2 separate regions of the Homo sapiens genome follow, and region 1 is linked to region 2. The links are chromatin contacts, found by Hi-C or POLR2A ChIA-PET in ENCODE. All regions are on one chromosome and are shown on one strand. The core of a region is the stretch at or near the end of the contact, and the rest is flanking DNA. Distances in the headings are between cores, read along the strand shown. Region 1 has its middle 130 kb from the start of LINC00954. Region 2 has its middle 69 kb from the start of LINC01808.

Region 1 (3,895 bases), core at 1,270-3,769, 200 kb after region 2:
TGTCAGCCATGCAGCTGGTCACATAGTGCAGGGAGCCTGCCCGCCTGTGTAATCAGGGCTGGGCTGCTAGGCTGGACTAGGCCCAGAGCTATACTGAGTATCAACTTACCTCACTCTCCACCTCAGACACTCGGGTGAGCTGCAGGAAGGTTGATGGGAAGCACATTCTGGGAAGCCCAGAACAAACTCAGGGATCTGGGGAGCAGCCTGGAGCTGGCCAGAGGTCAACAGGCCTTTAGAAGTTAAGCAACTCCTCATTAGCAACGTGGGTGAGGTCCTCCGGGCCATTACTCTGCTGTGTGTGGACGCCAAGCAGAATGCTCTTCAGGCTAACCCAATATGCTGACTGCTCCGTGGAAGTCCAGGAATGCCACCTCTATCCCCATGCACCTCTGCCTTCCCTCACCTGCACCCCTTCACTCTATCATCTGGGCTGCATCAGGGGCCCTGGCTGTGATGGAAACTCAGGAAGGGAAGCTTAGGGGATCCCAGATAGCTCATTAGATTAGCTCCAGTGATCTCCATCCTGTAACATCCCACACTTGTCATCAGCAAGCAATGACCCCAGAAGAAGTCGACCTCTCAGCCCTCAGGAGCTCACAGCCTAGATAGGGAAATAAGACTCACTCAAAGCACGGGTGTCTGGGGCTCAAGTGCCATAGAAACCAGAAGAGGCAGTGTGGAGCGCTGCAAGTGGAGAGAAAATTTTCGAATTTCAGACCCTAACAACCCTATTATTGGATTTATTTTTTATTTTTATTTTTTTGTTCCATCGCCCATGCTGGAGTGCAATGGCGTGATCTCACTGCAACCTCTGCCTTCCAGGTTCAAGCAATTCTCGTGCCTCAGCCTCCTGAGTAGCTGGGATTACAGGCGTGTGCCACCATGCCTAATTTTTGTATATTTAGTTAAGTAGAGACGGGGTTTCACCATGTTGGCCAGGCTGGTCTCGGGTTCCTGACCTCAGGTAATCCACCCCCATCGACCTCCCAAAGTGCTGGGATTACAGGCATGAGCCACCGCGCCCAGCCTGGAGTAATTTATTAAGCTGAACAATGCTTTATTCTTTCCTCAATTCTAAGTCATAACCCATGGTGGGCAATGGCCATATACACTCATTTGATTTCTTATCAAGATGGAGACAAAGAGAACCAGCATTCTTTAAGCACCTACTATGCGTCACATACCAGGTTGGGCACCTTCACATCCATGTCCTGCTTCAGTGTTCCTGCCTAGGCAGTCAGACAGTGAGGTGAAACATGGAAGTCTTGGCAGGTTCACGAGGCAGCTTGTAGTAGGTACCTTTGTTTCTGCTCCACCTGCAAAACTCCCTTATGCTTCCCAAGGTGAGCAGAGCTCAGCCAGTCCCTAATAGACAGCAGAGCAAGTTCTGTGCTACCTACTATTCCACCCAGTAGAGTTTGTCTGGTAACACAAATAATCTCTTAGCCTCAAAGATTCCCTATTAAAATGGATCTTCAGCAGCAGGGTGGTTTATTTGCTGTGGAGTACAGTCCAAGCTGTTGGTTCATTAAATATGAGGATACTAAGGTGACTAAAACATGGCCCCTATCTTCAAATGGCTCATTAAGTTATTAGGAGAAAAACCTGCAAACAAACAAGAGTCCCATTGTGCAGATGCTAAGAGAGACATTTGTGCAGAGAATTTTAGGGATACAAAGGAGAGGGTGACTAGTTCTACCTGGAGGCAGCAGAAACTTTTATGGTGGCCCTTGAATTGTCTTTAAGCTCCCTTGGGTGCTAAATGCCTGTGGGAGTCAGGGCTGAATAAGGCATGGTCCTTGTGCCCAGGCTCCACTCTCACTGGAGAGACAATGCTAACTCATCCCAGAAAAGTAAGAGGTCAGCTGGGGAAAACCAACGGAAGATACTGCTGGATGCCAAAGTAGGGAGACAGCAAAAGACTGACACTAGTAAGGTGACAGTATTATTGCTGAAAAGGTAGGAGAAACTTTCTAGAAGTGACGTGGGTTAGGCCTCCGTGAGGTTTGAATGATAAGAACTGAGAAGGCAAGGCACACAAAGAAAGACTAAATTGAACATCGACACGGGAACAGCACGAACTGGCTTCCGTAGGGCCAGTCATGGAACCATAGTATAGGCCCCAGGTCTGTTCTCAGCTTCCAGGCTCAGGTTGCCTGGCAAAGCTCAGGGTTTGCCCTCCTGTCCTGAGCCCTCCTCAGTGGCAAGCAGCCTTCAGTGATAAACTGGAGCTGAGCTCTGCCCATGCTTCAAGGGGAGCTCAGGGGCCGTGGAGGCTTCCCCAAATTTGGATTAAAAAAACAGCTATTCACGGCCTCCTCCACAGGATACATAGCTTCCCTCTAAGTCAGCAGGAACCCATCACTAAGGCTATGAGAAAATAAACAAAGGGAATCCGATTTCAAGGGACACTCAGCCTCCAAAAAGAAGAACAGCACGATCAGACGGATCCTTCCCCTCCGGGGCAAGCTAGTTGTGGGGAATCTCACAGCTATGGTTCCAGCAGAATTAGGAGCAGTTGCTGCCAATAATGGAGCAATAGTATCATGCTTGGGGTTCCCTGGGGACACTCCAGCACGGGGAGCGAAGGCGTGTGTCACTGGAAACCGAAAAGAGAAGCCAGAGGACTCCAGCCTTGCCGTGACCCAAGGGCTCGAGCCAACAAACATGTCTCTCCTGAACCTGGGGCCCCCCTCTATAGATCTCATCAGAGTCAACTGGTACCTGAATACCAACTGCCCTGCTTGTGAAATGTCTGTGCTATACATGGACAAGCAAGCTTCCCTTTACTATTTTTTGGTGGAGTCTACACTGTAGGCAAGAACCCCCAGTGTTCTTAAGCCTCAAAGGGGCTATTTTGCTACAAGGTTGTACAGCATCTGCGTTGGTGACAAAGCACAGACTTAGGGCTGTTTTGGAGGCTGGATGGGTTCTTAAAAAGAAAACAAGAAAAACACAAAACCCATCAAAGCCACTAGAAGAGGAGGAGTTGCTGAACCTAAGAAGAGTGTTTGGCAGAGCTACCAGCTGGCCTGGGAATGACGTGTTGGCCTCAGAGTTTCCCTGTTGAGGCAGAACTTGAACAGCATGTAGAGTATGGTTCAAGCTGTCAGTTCATTAAATGTGGGGATGCCATGGTCACTAAAACACAGCCTCTGTCCTTAAATGGCTCATGAGTTATTAGAAGGAGAAAAGAAAGAAGCTCAGATGGCTTAACAAGTTCAAATCTAGTAGCAAGGCTGATACCCTGTTAACCTCTCTAATCCACAGAGGACTCACAAATGGTAACAACATCAAAGAGCAACAAGGGAACTCAGACATGCAGAGGGATGAAAGGCTCCCCGGCTCTAAGAGAGTGGGACGTTGTAAATGGTGAGAGCCCAGTTCTCACAACCAGGGAACGTGAGTTGTGCCCCTAGCTCTGCCAATGACCTACTGTAGAACATGGGGAGAAGTCCCTTCCCTTCTATGGTCCCGATTTCTATGTCTGTGTAATGATAGGCTTGGCTTGGATGATTACTGAGGGCCTGCTCAGTGCCAATCTATGAGTCTGCTGCTTAGGCCAGAACAGTGTCAACAAATCTGCTAGCAGATCGGAAGAACTGTCCTATGCCCAGCCCTGTCTAACTCATGCCATCAAGTTCCATGAAAGTTTGTGTCTGTAAGTTACTCCTAAGCCTAGGGATTTCTGGTGACATAGATATAAACTAGAGTTAGACTTAGAAGTAGATTTAGATACAGATGAGATATAGACACAGACTGGAGATATAGGTATATGTGTATAGATCTACATATATAGATACATACGTACGTGTGTGTGTGTGTGTGTGTGTGTATGTGTGTGATCTCCCCACTAAGCACCTTTCCTTTCGTGAGGGACACAGACATGGAG
Region 2 (3,472 bases), core at 949-3,448:
TCATGACCTGTATGACTCACCAGAGGCAGCCATAATCCCCCTGGGAATGTAACTCCATTGAACTGGGTACCACACCCCCATTTCCCACATGCAGCAAGTCCCACCCAAGGAGAAGCTGAGCTCAGACATGCCTATCCCTGCCCCGACCTGGTGGTCTTTCTCCACCCACTCTGGTAGCCAGAGACAAAGATCATAATCTCTTAGGAGCTCTATGGCCCTGCCCACTGCCTAAGAAACCTGAATACTTAACCCAGGTGTCTCTAGGGCAAGTTTGCATCCTCCCTATAGGACTGCAGCTGATACACTCTTGAAATTGCCACCTCCTGTCTGGAGGCCAAACCAATACAAAGCCAGCGCGCTAAACAACAAAACCAAGAACCCTCACAGAGTCCACTTCACTCCCCTGCTACCCCCACAAGAGCAGGTGCTGGTATCCACAGCTGCAAGACCTGAAAATGGGTCACATCACAGGACTCTTTCCAGACCAGCCCAGAGCTCGGTAGCTGTGCTGTGTGGCTAGACCCAACAGAGCAAAAACGATCACTGCAGTTCAGATCTCAGGAAACCCCATTCCTAGGGGAAGGCAGAGAACACCACATCACTAAAGCACCCCGTGGGACAAAATAATCTAAACAACAGCCCTTGAATCCCAGATCTTCCCTTTGATCTTCCCTCAGTCTACCCAAATAAGAAGGAACCAGAAAAACAATTCTGGTAATATGACAAAACAAGGTTCGTTAACACTCCCATACCAGCTCACCAGCAATGGATCCAAACCAAGATGAAATCTCTGAATTGCCAGAAAAAGAATTCAGAAGGTTGATTATTAAGCTAATCAAGGAGGCACCAGAAAAAGGTGAAGTCCAACTTAAAGAAATCAAAATAATGATACAGGATATGAAAAGAAAATTCTTCAGTGAAGTAGGTAGCATAAATAGAAAACAGTCACAACTTCTGAAAAATCAAGGACACACTTAGAGAAATGCAAAATGCACTGGAAAGTCTCAGCAATAGAATTGAACAAGCAGAAGAAATAACTTCAGAGCTCAAAGACAAGGCTTTTGAATTAACCTAATCCATCAAAAACAAAGAAAAAAAAGAATTTTAGAAACTGAACAAAGCCTCCAAGAAGTTTGGTACTATGTTAAACGTCCAAACCTAAGAATAATTGGTTTCCCGAGAAAGAAGAGAAATCTAAAAGATTGGAAAATGTCTTTGAGAGAATAATCAAGAAGAGCTTCCTCAACCTTGCTAGAGATATAGATATCCAAGTACAAGAAGCTCAGAGAACACGTGGGAAATTCATTGCAAAAAGATCATCAACTAGGCACATAGTCATCGGGTTATATAAAGTCAAGACAAAGGAAAGAAGAGCTATGAGGCAAAAGCATCAGGTAACCTATAAAGGAAAACCTATCAGATTAACAGCAGATTTCTCAGAAGAAACCCTACAAGCTAGAAGGGAGTGGGGTCCTATTTTTAGCCTCCTTAAACAAAACAATTCTCAGCCAAGAATTTTGTATCCACTGAAACTAAATTTCATAAATGAAGGAAAGATACAGTCTTTTCCAGGCAAACTAATGCTGAGAGAATTCACCACTACCAAGCAAGGACCAGACTGAAAGAAGCCAGACACATAAGGCCACAAAGTGTATGATTCCATTTATATAAAATATCCAAAATAAGTAAATCCATAGAGACAGAACGTAGATTAATGGTTGCCAGGGTTTCAGGGGAGAGGGAGAGGAGGAGTGAACACTTTACAGGTACAGGGTTTCTTTTGGGGTAAAACAAATTCTAGAATTAGGTAGTGGTGATGGCCGTACACCATTATAAATGTTCTAAAATCCACTGAATCGTAAATTCTGAAATAGCTAAAATGGCAAATCTTATGCAACGTAAATTTTATCTCAATAAAAAAAATTTTAAACAAAGAAGTGCCATAAAATCTCAGATAGGATTGAAAGAAAAGTATTTTACAGATCAGTGCTTTTTTCCTCACTTTTTTATTTGTTTTCATGGAAATTACCATATGTAGGGAAAACTATGCTTTTACTACAAGTTCAGGCTGTGCGATGAACTGAAAAAAAAAAAAAAAAATCCAGAGATTTCAGAGTCAGTTCTGGCTCTGACATTAAAGAACCGTATGATTCTGGGGAAGTCCCTTTTTCTCCTCTGGGCTGCATTCACCTCAGATGACACCATGGTGTCCACCTGTGCAATATATGGGCTAGGCCTGGTCTGGATCCAGGAACTACATAGAAAGGCCATGAGTCAGTTCTGAGCCTGACTCATTACGAGATAGGTTAATGGTAAAGCAAGAGGAGATAGGAAACAATTCAGAGTTTTTCCTACGTCTTCCCCTGAATTATCCTCATCTGTGGGCAAAATGCTCAAGAATGATATTTTTAAAAGGGTGACGATATTTGGTTAAAATGTCCACGGAGGAAGGGGAGGTAAGGACTGTGAGAAGCGTGCCCAAACCACAGAGCTTCCAAACTGCAGTCCACATCACCAGCAACAGCCCTAATGAGCTCTGTGCTGGACACTCCCCACTGAATTACATAATACATTTCCGTTTCATTTCATGAATCACAACTTGGGATACAATGTTCCTGGGTTGCAGTTGATATATTTTAGAGATTACCAAATATTTCAAAAAGAAAAATTGATTTTATTAAATTCATATGTAAAATGTCTGTATGTCAGCCAACTTATTTATTTTCAAATTTGAGATTTTCTTAAATGTTGTAGTTACAGCTCAATGTCAAGAGAGTTCTCAATAAACCCATTAATGAATAGCGAGACTGCCGTTGCCCCTGGATTCTTCATTTCTTTTGAGAGTTCAGTTCCTGGTTGATGACGGTGGGTTTCATTTCAGCTGCCCCTCTTGGGTGAGAATGAGAAAAAAAGTGGTAGAGCTTCAGACCACGGATCAGGGGAAGTGGAACTCACATAGGCAACTATGTAACAGTGAGTTTTGTTCACTATAAGACTACAGTACAAGCCGTATATACAAACATTAACTCCTTTGCGGCTGTCAATGTTACTGGTATCCATCAGGACTCACTGGTCTTTTCTCAGGGCGACAAGGGAGCTAGAACGCAGGTCTGTGAATCAGAAAGACACAGTTCAAATCTTAGCTCAGCCACTGGCAGCTGTGCAACTTTGGGAAGGCTATTTAACCCCCCTAAGCTTCAGTGTATTAATCTGTAACGTGGGAATAATAAAAATGCATGGGTCATGAGTGCTTGCAAGGACTAACGACAGGAGATATGCAGAGTGATTAGCATAGTGCCTAGCACATAGTAAGTGTTCAATAAATACTAGTCATGTGTAATTGTTGTTATCCTACCTTAGAAGCAGCAACTTTGAATTGTAAATTGAGTTTGGGCTGATCTAGTATGTCCTGAGTTCATTTTCAAAACTTATGATCAAGTTCACTTTTGTGAAGGCACATACTCTTTGAGAA

Evidence for each region. A loop is a pair of places that touch in the nucleus more often than their neighbours do. ChIA-PET counts read pairs that join two places held with the same protein, here RNA polymerase II (POLR2A). Pooled maps may share reads with other maps.
Region 1: a map with no recorded cell type shows a loop between it and region 2 (2.6-fold over the local background). The contact joins two enhancer-like sites. A Hi-C loop is called at or near these places in 2 of 37 single-sample maps with no recorded cell type and 4 of 50 pooled maps. POLR2A ChIA-PET finds 5 or more read pairs at or near these places in 3 of 52 experiments (AG04449, Caco-2 and GM12878).

Annotation. Positions count from the first base shown.
Region 1 is chr2:19,736,417-19,740,311 of GRCh38, forward strand. No RefSeq gene overlaps it. Among named protein-coding and RNA genes, the nearest start is that of LINC00954, 130 kb to the right of the region's middle. Within about 2 kb of position 2,520, at least 7 of the 41 ENCODE cell types and tissues checked have a DNase peak (open chromatin) inside an H3K27ac peak, as active enhancers do.
Region 2 is chr2:19,536,318-19,539,789 of GRCh38, forward strand. No RefSeq gene overlaps it. Among named protein-coding and RNA genes, the nearest start is that of LINC01808, 69 kb to the left of the region's middle. Within about 2 kb of position 2,199, at least 11 of the 41 ENCODE cell types and tissues checked have a DNase peak (open chromatin) inside an H3K27ac peak, as active enhancers do.